Regions from separate parts of the Homo sapiens genome. Here all the other regions are linked to region 1. The links are chromatin contacts, found by Hi-C or POLR2A ChIA-PET in ENCODE. All regions are on one chromosome and are shown on one strand. The core of a region is the stretch at or near the end of the contact, and the rest is flanking DNA. Distances in the headings are between cores, read along the strand shown. Region 1 holds the start of RHOH (ras homolog family member H). Region 2 holds the start of ATP8A1-DT (ATP8A1 divergent transcript). Region 3 overlaps TBC1D1 (TBC1 domain family member 1). Region 4 overlaps TBC1D1 (TBC1 domain family member 1).

Region 1 (3,117 bases), core at 176-2,675:
GTGGTTGCCCAGCTAATTTTTGTAGAGATGGGATCTCACTACGTTGCCCAGGCTGGTCCCGAACTCCTAGGTTCAAGCAATGCTCCCCGCTCAGCCTCCTAAAGTGCTGGCATTACAGGTGTGAGCCACCGCCACTGCACCTGGCCTCCCACAGAGGATTTTCTAGGAGATAATGTGCTCTTCAGAAGGCTCGAGGATCTCAGCTGGCAGATTGAGTTCTTACTGTGCATTAACAAATTGACACATGGGTTCATGTGGAAGTCTTGTGAACTTGGTAATTGGGTGTCTATTGATAAGAATGCTCACCTTGTACCATTGATTCCCTCTACAACTATGCTGCAAGCACAGTCATCTGCTTTCACTTCTTTGAACATGCCAACCTCTTTCCCACCTCAGGGCCTTTGCACATACTATTTGCCTCTACGTGGAATGTTCTTTCCTCCTTCTCATCCATTAGAGTGGCAGCAGTACTTTAGAATAATCAGAGGGGTTTAAAATAATATTGATGTCCGGTCCCAACCCAGCTCAATTAAACTCAAATCTTTGAGTGTGGGGCCGATGCACTGATAAAATAAAATAAAAGGCATGGAGTTGACTTTATCCTTACGGTCGGCAGGTATTTTGACCAAGCTATCACCGTGAGCAGTAGCATCAACAGTTAGTTATTCAGGGATTTGGGGCACAGGCGGTTGTGACCACATCACAAAAGTTCAATTTGTTGGGTTAGGCGTTTAGCCATAACCTAAGTAGTTGCAGATGGTCTCTACACCTGGATTGCCCATTAGGACAAAACAAGTAAACTTGTGTTTTTAGGCAAATAATGAAACTCTGAGGAGTCTGAAAAAACAACTCATCGCCAGGTAACTCCCAGCCCAGGTGCTCGTCCATACAGGGGTGAACGCACGGCAGGGGGCTGCTCGAACTCTCACTAAGCCTGCCTCTGTTCTTTGCAAAATATTTGATAGTTTTTAATGCAGCAAAGCGAAGCAGACAATCCACCTCTTGTTTTCCCCAAGCTGATGGGGGGAAAGTTCTAAGGTGTTGTTTCCTAAGCTCAAATTAACCAAGATTGGTCAGTGGCATGGACTTTTTTTTTTTTTTTTTTTGGTAATTTTACTTCCATGAGGAATCATTTGGACTCTTCAGTCTTCCTTTCTTCAGTTTTACGTAGGGCTTTGCTGGAGGAAAATGGGGCTAAGGGGGAGAGAAACATAGTCTCGGAGTAGGGTGGGGGATAAATTAAACGCAAACCCAGCGGTGCGGCAAAGGCCTTATTCTGCCTCTGATCTGGGGAAGTTTCATATTCTAATGGAGAGAAACGCACGTGCACACACACCCCCCTAAACCCACACAAATGAAACCCCCTCTGCGGAGAAGCCGGCTACAGGAAATTGACTTAGGCACAGGAACTTGCTAATCTCTTTTGTCACATTCGGATTGCTCCTGCTGCCCCACACACACTAACCCAACCATCTTGGGGTGGACTCCCTGCCAGCCCAACTGTTGTATTTTCAGTTCTTCCAGTGTGAATCAGTTAATATTCTCGGGAACGAGGGAGAGGTTGATCCTATGAGGAAATCAACCACAGTGAAAAGGCTTGGGCCGCTTTTGTTTTCACCTGCTTTTGTTGAACAAATTTGATTTCCGGAGTCAGTCATTTTACTGTCAAGACATTTCTTCGGCATTCTGCAACAGGTAAGGATTTTGCTTCCTTAAAAGTATTTCTTTGGTGTCAAAAGAAATTTTTCTAATTTTATTTAGCTTTTACTCTAGGCCAAACATCGTAATGACTCTGAGCTACCTGCTGTAAGGTGTAGAATCAATTTACAGGGGGACGGGGGTCGGGGGGGTGAGTGTTGCTTTGATATTCACTGCCCCTCACCACAGTCCTAACAAGATTTTTGAAACATGAAAAGTTACAATAGTTGGCTTTTTGGTTTTCCAGATATTCTAGAGAATGCATATGCTTGTGACTGTGGCTGAGCTCAACTGTATGGGTAGTTTAAATACTACCCAAGGTTTGATGAAGTAAATCTAAAGATGCTCTAAGTTGTGCAAATATGAATTTTAAAGTTGTCTAGTTCAGAAAAGAAACAGAACCGAAGTCTAAATGATGTAGATTTCAATCTGGAATTTCTAGCTTGTGTTTTTCACCTATTGCCAATGTTAATGACCATTTCCCAAAAGTGCTCTATGATGTATAACATGTATTTTTTAATTAAATTTAATCTTTCTTCTGAGGTGGTTTGATTTGGAGATATGCTACGAGGTACCAGTCAGTAGCCTGAGTTGTAACTAAACAAAGTTTGGGAAATCACCGGTTTTAGGTGCTTTACTAAATGAAAGTTGCCATTGACGTATTCAAGCAGGCAACAAGTAGTTGGTGTCCCCTTATTGGTTCTAAGCTGGTGCCGTGGAGGATATAAGAGAAATATTTTAAAAATCTCTACTTTGAAGGACCCTATAATCTGGTAGTTGTGATAAGAAGTAAAATTTAGGAAGCAATGCAAGATGAGAATTCAGTGATGAGTGGGGCAGCACAGGCTTGAAGAGTTCTGTGAATTCCATGGAGGGGGCCTGGGGGCAAACTGGAGTTGTCAGGAAGATCTGGGCTTTGGAAGAATGCGAAGTGTCGGTAGAAGGAGAAGGGGCAGGTGATTTCAGACTGGGAGGACCTTGTGGGCAAAGGCACAAAGGCGAGACTGACCTGGAGATGATAAGGCCAGTTGAAGAGACACTGGAGAAGAGAAGACAGTTTGTTTTACACATTGCAGGAAATCAGATTAGACAGTTAGGGTGTGGACACAAAAGCGAGGACCTTGCAGGCACTGGGGAGAAGTGACCCCATTCAATAGTCCTTGGTCTCCTTCTGCCCTGCGGCTGCGCTTCCTCGGCTCTCACGGCACCAGCAGAATTCCATGTGAGAGGGAGCTTGTCGAGCGTGGCCTCTTCCCACTTGGGGCTGCTTTCTGCATCCCTGTGCCTGGCTGTGGGCCTCCATTTGCCCTCTACTGTCTTCCCTTAGGACATCATTTATGCAGAGAAAGGTTCGTGTGGCTCGGGGTACCAGTAAGACCTCCACCTCTGGTTTCTTCATTTTAAGGAGGCCCTTCAATT
Region 2 (3,117 bases), core at 277-2,776, 2.5 Mb after region 1:
TTTGACGCGAGCAAAATCAAATAATATTTACAGAGTGCCTGCCACATGGCAGGCAGGATGTTGAGGGCTCCTCGGAGACGATGAAGAGTCTGGGCCCTCGGAAAGCTTACTTGCTTCTACCCCGGAGCATCTGTTGCTCAGTGTTGACAACCATGGCCATTCAAGAGCTGGCCCCAGGTGGAGCAAAGAAAACAGCTTCCACCTGGCTGAAAAGTCAGCTCAGCTGGCCGAAGTGAGGGTTTCGGGCAAAAGGGAAACACAAAAACGAAACCTCAGACGCGAGCCGGTGGGACTCCGCTGCAGGAGGCAGAATTGCAGAAGCTGTAATGCAGGGAACCCACTCGGCACCCGACCCCGATGAAGGCTCCCCGCGCTTCGAGAGCCAAGGGACTACGGATCAAAGGATCCTGCAGCCGGGGAAAAGCAAACTCGCTTCGCTGGGAGCTCAGATAGGGGGTTGCAAAACGGTGGGCGCCGGAGGCAGGGGCGGCGGGCTGGGGATCTGCTGAGTGGAAATCGAACTGGTGGGGAGGGAGGTGGGCAGGGCGAGTGAGCTCAGTGACTGGGACCTAATGGTCACACTGCGGTGCAAAGCACGCCTCGGGGCTCCCGCGGAGAACACCCATTCGAGGGTACTGGAGCCTGGAAAGGGTCTGCGAGTACACTGGGGGCAGCGCGGGGGGAAGGGTCCCCTAGGGGCCGGGCGCGACAGTCGGACTGCCGCCGGGGAAGAGGTAGGATGCGGTCTCTTCCAGGATAAACACACACGCTCACACACACACTCGCTTCCCGACCCCGGGCTAGCCCCGAGCCTCGGCGGCCCCTTACCTTCGGCGCGCGAGCGGATCTCCGACACGGTCCTCCGCATGGTGGGCATCGCGGCGGCGGCTGCAGGTGGGTCCTCAGCCCGGACTCTGCACCTGTCACGGCGTGGTACACGCGGGAGACCCGGCTGCGCCGCGCAGAGCGCTCAGCTGCAGCCTGGGCCGCGCCGCCGCCCACCTAGGGCAGAGCTGCCGCCGGGCGCGGCCCCCGCACGCCGACAGGAGGAGGAGAAAGGCAGCGGTGGCGGCGAAGGTGGCGGCGCCCGCAGAGCTGGGCGAGCTCTTGCTGCAGCCGCGGAGGGGCGGCTCGGCGAGGGGCGGAGCTCGGGCGCCGGCGCCGGGGGAGGGGCCTGCGGGGCTCGCGCTCCCCCTCCCGCGGCCGCTCAGCAAGGAAGGCGGGTGAGGGGCGGGGAGAGCCAGGGGGAGCCTCCTTCGCCCCGCCCCGCCCCGCTTCGGACCGTATCACGACTCAAAGGGGGGATCAACTCTTAGCCTCCTTAGTCCTCCAGCGTTTTCGCTCCGCCCTGTGGAGTTGGTTGACCCGGTTCCTCCTCCAGGCCACTCGGACTCTCTCACATCTTGCTCAGAAAGGAAAGACTGCTCTGGCTGCTGCATTCTCACGAATCCCCTCCCGCTACCCCTGGCTTTTGATCGCAGTGGAGCCGCCCGTCGTCCGGAAAGAGCTGTTGGGTCTGAGCCGGCAGGCGAAGGCGAAAGGGTCTGGGACTACAAGGTTTAGCTCCCAGCCAGAGCAGGAAAGGAACGACTGACTGTTCGCCATCTGGGTGTAATTCTAACCTCTCTGCACGCCCAGCCCGACTCGTGGCCTGAGCCGCACTTGTCCTCCTGCCTCGCCCACTAGCAACAGGCTGCCAGGTCGGGAGGCCCCTGGTGCCCATGGTGCTCTTGTCCATGGGGCTTGGGTGCATCTGGGCCCCGCCTGCAAGTGGGCCCGGTGCATCTCCCTAGTTCAGGCTCTGCAGCCTGACAAGGCACTGAAATAGCAATTAAGCCAACTAAGTATTGGCCCAGGTGGTTCACAAAAGACTTTTTTTTTTTCTTTTAGTTAAATCTGCATAAAGTTGGATGCAGTCGTTTTATCTGCAAAGGGGAGAGGAGTCTTTGTATAAAATCCATAAATATGTTAAATTTTAATTTGCCGATGTCCTTCAGACTATCATAGCCTCATTACCTTTTATTTTGTATACCGAGATCTATGCTAAAAAGTTGTCAAAACAAATACTTCACCTTCAAGTTAAGATGTAAGGTTTTGTGCTGTTTCTGGCGAGCTGCTGAACTGGCAGGAAAGGAATAAACCAGAAACAATAAATCAGAAGCAATTTGCTTCTTCCCTCATTTCATGCTCTTCCTCCAGCAACCAGCGAAAGAGATCCTCACATAGAGGCCTTTTATTTGAGATCTTTTCACATCCTGAAGGGAGAGAGCTGGAGAGGTTTGACCTGAGAGAGAAGTGATTATTTCCAAGCCTCAGGAAAAAATGAAATAAAATCTGCTAATAGCGTCCTATCTCCATTTGTGGTATTTCTTCTGCTTCCTGCAGGTAGCACTTGCTAATCAGAGCCCTGCCCTACATTAATACTCAGGCAGTCAATGCATATTTATGAAGAGCCCACTCTAGTTGGCTCTGATTCAGAGGCTGGAATTAGAACAAAGAAAATGTATTCTCAGTGTTCATGGAACATCTCAGGGTAAAGCAGGACTCAACAATAAATGAATCTATCTGTTTCAGTGATAGTCATGATTTAAAGTATGGTCTTCTAAACGTAAAAAATGAACACAGCTTTATCTGGACTGTCATCACTGGGCATTTTTATTTCTTCCAAGGCCCAGGGTCTCCTTGTATAAAGCAGGCTTGCTCTGGCTTAATGAACATGAGTCTGAAACAAAATTAAAGGGCTAACATAGCAAGGAAAATAGTAAAAATAATAATCAGCTTTAAAAGTTAGCGAACAGAAACTGGAGGAAATGCAGTGCTTTTCTGATTAACATTTTAGGTGTAATTCTATATGAAGCCATAACCAGTTCTTATTAAAAATCAGTGCGCAGCAGCATGACGATAGTTCATTTATGAGCAATCACCTTTGTAATTCCTAATTAGTCCTCAGATGGGGTTGAGGTTCAATTCTGCTTATTTACAAGTAATAACTGAAGGAACTCCAGAAGTTACCTCTGTTTTGTATAGAGCAATCCATTTTTTACATGTGTGTCCCATTAACTCATCAGCAAAGTTGAAAACGTCATTGATACAGGAAACAAGTCACTTATACAGAGA
Region 3 (3,117 bases), core at 418-2,917, 2.2 Mb before region 1:
ATCATTGTTGCTACTACTAATACTATTACTACCACCACTACATCTACAGCCAAAATTTGCTGTGCATCTACTATAGGCCAGTGCTTTATCTGTGTTTTTGTTTGTTTGTTTGAGACAGAGTTCCGCTCTTGTCGCCCAGTCTGGAGTGCAATGGCACAATCTCGGCTCATGGCAACCTCCACCTCCTGGGTTCAAGTGATTTTCCTGCCTCAGCCTCTGGAGTAGCTGAGATTACAGGCATCCACTACCACCATGCCTGGCTAATTTTTGTATTTTTGGTGGAGATGGGGTTTCACCACGTTGGCCAGGCTGGCCTTGAACTCTTGACCTCGGGTGATCCACTGCCTCAGCCTCCCAAAAAGTGCTGGGATTACAGGCATGAGTCACCACACCCAGCCAAAACTATCCCTTTTAAGTGTGGGATCCATTATTACAAAGGCCCAGTGACTTAACTTACCTAAAGTCATTCAATCATCATCACACAGCGGGATTTACCAAAATTAAGATGTAATTTACATTCTGTAACATTTTGGTATTTAGTAAATCCACAAATTTTGGTATTTAGTATATTAATGTAACCATCATCACCATCTAATTCCAAAACATTGTCATCACTGCAAAAAGAAACCCTGCACCCATTAGCAGTCTCTCCCTATTTTCTCCTCTCTCCAGCCCCCGGTAACTACTAGTCTATTTTCTGTCTCTATGGATTTGCCTGTTCTGGATATTTCATATAAATAGAATCATACAGTATGCAGTCTTTTGTAACTGGCTTATTTCAATTGGCATAGTGCTTTCAAGGTCCATCAGTGCTGTGGCATGTATCAGTACTTCATTACTTTTTATAGCCAAATAATATTCCATTGTGTGGATATACCATATCTTGTTGATCCATTCATCAGTTGAAGGGCAGCTGGGTTGTTTCCACTCTTGGGAGTTGTGCTGCTGTGCACATTCATGGACACATTTTTACATGGGCATATATGTTTTCAATTTATGCAGAGGGATTTTTAGTATTAGATTTTCAGGATTTGGTATTATCCTTGGCAAATATGGGTTTCTTTGGAAACAAATTTTTCTGTTTGTAAGAGATGATTGCATATCATCAAACTTACACTAACATTCCCTCTCCACTATGAAGCTCTGATTTCTGTCCTATCTCCTCCTATGCAAGGCCTGATTTCCAGAGAACGTTAATCTTCTAAGCCTTTCTCCATGCGGATCCTTCTTCCTGGAAAGCCCATTCCCTCTCCACCTTCTGTAAATGGCCTGAAACCAGCCAGGAAGCTGGGTTTTCCTTTGCAGCCTGAAGTTATTTTCCTTCCTCTGGGAACTCATCGAAGCTTCACCTGGACTTTGAGGGAAAATAACTTCAGGCTTTTGTCACTCTTTTCCCTGCCTGAGCTTCCCTGCTACCCTCTATGCCCCTTGAGGGCAGGATTCTGGTCTGACTCCATTTTGCTATTTCCTGCAAGGACTTCTGTGGCTTTCCAAAATAGGTGCTAATGAATATTCATATTTGTGAACTGAATTCCTGATCCATTGCCAAGTGGTTCTGATTCACTTGAAACCCAGTTGAACTTCCTTGTAGAGTTTGTATTACAATGGCTCTATTTTTAACCAGGTCTTAGGGTGGGGAGGAGCAAGCTGGCAGAGTGAGGTCATTCTTTTGCATGTGTCCCTGCCTCACTGGCCCCCCCCACTAGAGGGCAGCCTGCCTGGCATCACCTCCTAAACTTACAGGAGGTTTTGCCGCCCTTGCTTCTTGTTCCTCCTCAAAAGAAGAAATTGGCAGAAGAGCTGGGGCAGGAGTGTCAGGGTTTGTTTTGGTGGGGATATGGTCAGGCTTAGTAGGGAAGCAACTCTTCCAGTTCCCAGACCGGCCCCCCTGCCTTTCAAGTCCTCCGTTAATGTCTCAGGAGTGCTGAGATGGTGAGACATTAAAGCATCCTTTTAAAGTTACTTAGACAACAATTTGAGATTTCTGTAGGGATACTGTATTAGTCTATTCTTATGCTGTTAATAAAGACATACCTAAGACTGGGTAATTATAAAGGAAAGCGGTTTATTGACTCACAATTCCACGTGGCTGGGGAGGCCTCAAAATCATGGTAGAAGGCAAGAAGGAGCAAGTCACATCTTACACGGCAACAGACAGGAGAAGAATTGAGAGCCGAACAAAAAGGGTTTTGCCTTATAAAACCATCAGATCTCATGAGACTCATTCACTACCATGAGAACAGGATGAGGGAAATCACCCCCATGATTCAGTTATCTCCCACTGTGTCCCTCCCACAACTCATGGGAATTATGGGAGCTACAATTCAAGATGAGATTTGGGTGGGGACACAGCCAAACCATATCAGATACTATCGTGTTTAGATCTCTGCAGTCCTATTTGGATAGCCTATTGCTTTCCACAGAGCAACTATATATATATATTTTAAAGTAAAGGATCTAAAACTGTAAGAGTGGTTCTTGATCCTGGCTGATAATCAGAATCACTTGCTAGAATATATTTCTAAGCTTTAAGTAAACCCAGAGTCAACATTATGGGTCAACACCAATAATGACCTCTGTGGCTGAATTCAGTGGGCTGACACATTTGACTTGGCTAGGTGGAGTGTTTTAATAATTGAGAATGCATTCTCTAAGATGCTGTAGTTACTTCATTCTTTATCCTCTCACACCTTGCCCTCTTCACACATTTATATGACCTGCTTGCTCTTTGAGGTCTCTGAGAATTTGACCTTTGCTCCAAAACAGCCCAATCATCTGAGACCCTCTACTCTCTCTCTCACTTGGCCACCTTCCCATTACAGGTGACTCTGATAGACAATCAGGGCTGGAAACTATCAGTGTCTTTGAGCAATGACTATTCTGTCTGCAGAGGTTCTCAATTCTGACTGCATGAGAGAAACACCTTGGAGATGTTAAAAATTACTGATGCCTGGCTGGGTGCGGTGGTTCATGCCTGTCATCTCGCACTTTGGGAGGCTGAGGCGGGTGGATCACCTGAGGTAGGGAGTTTGAGAGTAGCCTGACCAACATGGAGAAGCCCTGTCTCTACTAAAAATACAAAATTAGCCAGGTGTGACAGTGCATGCCTATAATCTC
Region 4 (3,117 bases), core at 305-2,804, 2.1 Mb before region 1:
CCTGCTCTTTCTCTGGCTGAGAACTGCTCCTGGCAGTGGATCACTTGTGCTGTCTAAGTGTGCAAGGACAGGCGCCCCTCCCAATTCTTTTCTTTCCCCAAGTAATTAGCCCAAGGGCTGAAGCCCTCGTTCAGTGACCAGGGTTCTCCTTTGACCACCAGCCTCATATTGCCATGGTTTGGGGTAAATTCAGGGGCATAACTGCAGAATGAAGGGCCTAGGAGTCTTGGCAGTCAGGAGATCATCAGGCAATTAAGCAGAGATGATTGTGACCCAGGGTGGTTCCTAGGGATTAATGGAGGCCTGGAAGAGTTTATGGCTTTGGGTACTGCTGAGAGCCATTAACTTAACACAGAACATCAATCCGTAGGAAAAGCCAGAGGTTTTGTTCCCAGGCTTTCCAGGTTAGGAGATCACTTAAATCTTTGTGAAAGAAAAAAAGTAATAGTGTACATGACATTTATTCAGCACCATATTTATAATTATACATGAGTGCCAAACAATCTCAGTTTTAACATTTGTGGTTTTTACTGTTCAGACTATTCAGAAGTTCCATGACGTGGCATCCATTGATGATGGTTTTGCTGAGGTTGAAATGTGAGGGTTTTGTGGCAGGTGTGTGGAAGCAGATCCCTTAGCTAAGAGAGCGCCTGCTCAACCTGCCAGGCGTGTGCTGGGAACTTCCAGGAGTTGCCTCGTTTAATTCTCACAGCCATCCTGGGAGGTAGGCGCTGTCTGCCCCAGGTGGGAGGCCAGGAACTGTGGCTGAGAGAGGTTAAGTACCGAGCTCAAGTCATTCATAGAGTCGCCAGTGGAGCCGCAATTTTAAGGCTGACTCAAAGCCTCTGAGCCAGTTACCTCGGCTGTCAAATGGAGATAATAATCCCTGCTGACCTCACGGTCGCTCTGAAGGACAAAAGAGAATCAGTTCAATCCAGTAAACAATTCTCTCTCTCCCTCTTACTCCCCTCGCACACATGCACACACACCCCACAGATATAATGGATTTTAGTTTTTAGGCATCAAATGACTTTTGTGCCTTATTAATATTATCCACTGAATCAAAAACAGCAAGCTGAAAAATTCATCTCAAGGAAGAGAAAATAAGATTGTTGGGAATGGTGAGAAAGGAAACATGGTTTTTGAAAATTGATTCCAGGGAAGATAGGCTAGTTTGAATGCCAGTAGGGAGCCATCAGAAGAAGTAGTTTTACACTGATTTTTAACAATATTGGAGTTGCTTAAGGCAATGCAATAGAGAGGCAGTTTCTGCCCTTTTAAAGCCTGACTTCACTTTCTGAATGTGTGTTCTGATCTAGCAGGGTTTTTTTTTTTTTTCTTTTAAGATGGTCCCAGCTTGACTGCATTCTCAGATCCATCAGATAAACGTTAGGGCTTCACTGCTGTGCTGAGAGGCCCCAGCCCCTGGGGTTCTCTCATAGAAACAACTGGAAAGAAAGGAAATGCCTTGGGCAGCAGCAGCAGCAGCTGTCTTCTGATTCTGCTTTCCGCCCTGCCTTCCTTACCAAGAGAAAGTACAGACACGGACGGCTTGAGTCACTTAGGCACTTAGGAGTTGTTTTTCACACGTGTGGTGTTTTCGTCACCATTACTATTGTGGGAAAGAAGACAACTCAGGCATCGTTTCGTATTCACTCATCTGTGTGGGTGACATGTGGGTTTTGGCTCATTTCTGCATATTTGTGTGCAAAGGAGAGTTTTTTAGTAAACAGTCCCATTACTTAGCTGTTCTTGTAACTCTGAAAACCCAACTGAACTATAATTAAACTTTGACTTGGTGACTCTGCAAACAGGCTATGATTCTTTTGTTTCTTTTCTCCTTTTAACCCATAGTTGATGTATCTAACCTAACAGAATTTTCAGAGAAAAGAAGTGAAATAAGAACTAAAAATAAATTTTTATGTCTTTAAAAATGAGAGGTTTTTTTTTTTTTTTTGGCTTTTGGAAGGTGAGTATCAAAAACCTGTACTTAATGTTACCTTGGAATTATTTCTAGATGTTTCTTATATCCTTTTGTCCCAAGTAAAATTATTACCTTCTCAGTGCGTAGTTTTTCTTATTTATTACTTCTAGTACCAAGTGTAGAGCTAAGCGTAGAGGAGACGCTTCACAGGTGCGCATTGTCGTGATTGCAGACGCCTGCCTGTACTTGTGGGGTTTTTCTCAGTTTTAGTACGTGATGACTTTTCTTTCTATAACAGGTATTTGAAATGGACATCGCTAAACAGTTACAAGCTTATGAAGTTGAGTACCACGTCCTTCAAGAAGAACTTATCGATTCCTCTCCTCTCAGTGACAACCAAAGAATGGATAAATTAGAGAAAACCAACAGCAGCTTACGCAAACAGAACCTTGACCTCCTTGAACAGTTGCAGGTAGAGCATATTTATAAAGCAGCTTCCTGAATCACAAATATATGGTAGTTCATTAACTCACCAAAGGCAACAGCAGGCTGGGCTTTCCCATGACCAGAGGACCTTTCCCACCCTGATCTGTTTATAGTTGGGATCAAAGGTATCCCGGGAGAATGGGTCCTTTTTATTATGGAGCAGACAGATTGTCCTTTGCTAAGGTCAGGCAGTCCCAGAGCTTTCTGAGAGGCTGTTTCTGCACTTAACTCTTTTAGGGGACAGGCCCAGAGATGAACTTGGATTCAGGATGCCGTGGCCTGTTAGCTGAATGCCAGCCGTTGTCATTACTCAAAGAGAATCTAAGAGCTTTTAACTTCTATGAGCAAAACCAGCTAGGTCCACAGAGGGATGGTAAAGGAGGAAAGTAACACAGAAATAAATATAACAAACCAGAAGAGATGATAATTCTTTGTGAGTCCTTGGTGCATATACAAAGATTTGATTAATGAAGGTCTCAGTTCTCCCCTCTAGAAACTTCCATTTCAACACGGATATACTCAGGTGAGGACATACAGAAGAAAGACCAGTTGAGACTGTGCACGCAGGAGGGTGTGCAGAGCAAGCACTGAGGTGCAGCACGGAGACCAGAGCTGGCCAGGTCCAGCATCACCCCCACCCCCACATCACCCAGGCACACTGCCCAAAAGAACACCTAACTGCGGAGTGCAGCTCTTTTGTCAATCTG

The links. A loop is a pair of places that touch in the nucleus more often than their neighbours do. ChIA-PET counts read pairs that join two places held with the same protein, here RNA polymerase II (POLR2A). Pooled maps may share reads with other maps.
Region 2: a loop to region 1 is called in a pooled map, with 4 times the contacts of the local background. The contact joins the promoter of ATP8A1-DT here to the promoter of RHOH in region 1. A Hi-C loop is called at or near these places in 1 of 168 maps with a recorded cell type or tissue (OCI-LY7), 7 of 37 single-sample maps with no recorded cell type and 6 of 50 pooled maps.
Region 3: a loop to region 1 is called in a map of OCI-LY7, with 6 times the contacts of the local background. The contact joins the enhancer-like site here to the promoter of RHOH in region 1. A Hi-C loop is called at or near these places in 1 of 168 maps with a recorded cell type or tissue (OCI-LY7) and 2 of 50 pooled maps. POLR2A ChIA-PET finds 5 or more read pairs at or near these places in 1 of 52 experiments (HEK293).
Region 4: a map with no recorded cell type shows a loop between it and region 1 (12-fold over the local background). The contact joins the enhancer-like site here to the promoter of RHOH in region 1. A Hi-C loop is called at or near these places in 3 of 37 single-sample maps with no recorded cell type and 9 of 50 pooled maps.

What each region holds. Positions count from the first base shown.
Region 1 is chr4:40,195,606-40,198,722 of GRCh38, forward strand. It overlaps RHOH (ras homolog family member H), which reads left to right and starts at 1,426. Exons shown (of 3, transcript NM_004310.5): 1 at 1,426-1,695. RefSeq lists an enhancer at 2,399-2,498.
Region 2 is chr4:42,655,997-42,659,113 of GRCh38, forward strand. It overlaps ATP8A1-DT (ATP8A1 divergent transcript), which reads left to right and starts at 1,527. Exons shown (of 1, transcript NR_186688.1): 1 at 1,527-2,351. It overlaps ATP8A1 (ATPase phospholipid transporting 8A1), which reads right to left and starts at 1,109. Exons shown (of 37, transcript NM_006095.2): 1 at 829-1,109. The coding sequence starts at 877. RefSeq lists enhancers at 296-345, 1,336-1,545 and a silencer at 836-1,305.
Region 3 is chr4:37,969,249-37,972,365 of GRCh38, forward strand. The region is part of intron 2 of TBC1D1 (TBC1 domain family member 1); the gene reads left to right. Among named protein-coding and RNA genes, the nearest start is that of PTTG2, 10 kb to the left of the region's middle. Within about 2 kb of position 1,668, at least 8 of the 41 ENCODE cell types and tissues checked have a DNase peak (open chromatin) inside an H3K27ac peak, as active enhancers do.
Region 4 is chr4:38,130,862-38,133,978 of GRCh38, forward strand. It overlaps TBC1D1 (TBC1 domain family member 1), which reads left to right. Exons shown (of 22, transcript NM_001396959.1): 21 at 2,223-2,396. Among named protein-coding and RNA genes, the nearest start is that of PTTG2, 170 kb to the left of the region's middle. RefSeq lists a silencer at 2,077-2,216. Within about 2 kb of position 1,555, at least 28 of the 41 ENCODE cell types and tissues checked have a DNase peak (open chromatin) inside an H3K27ac peak, as active enhancers do.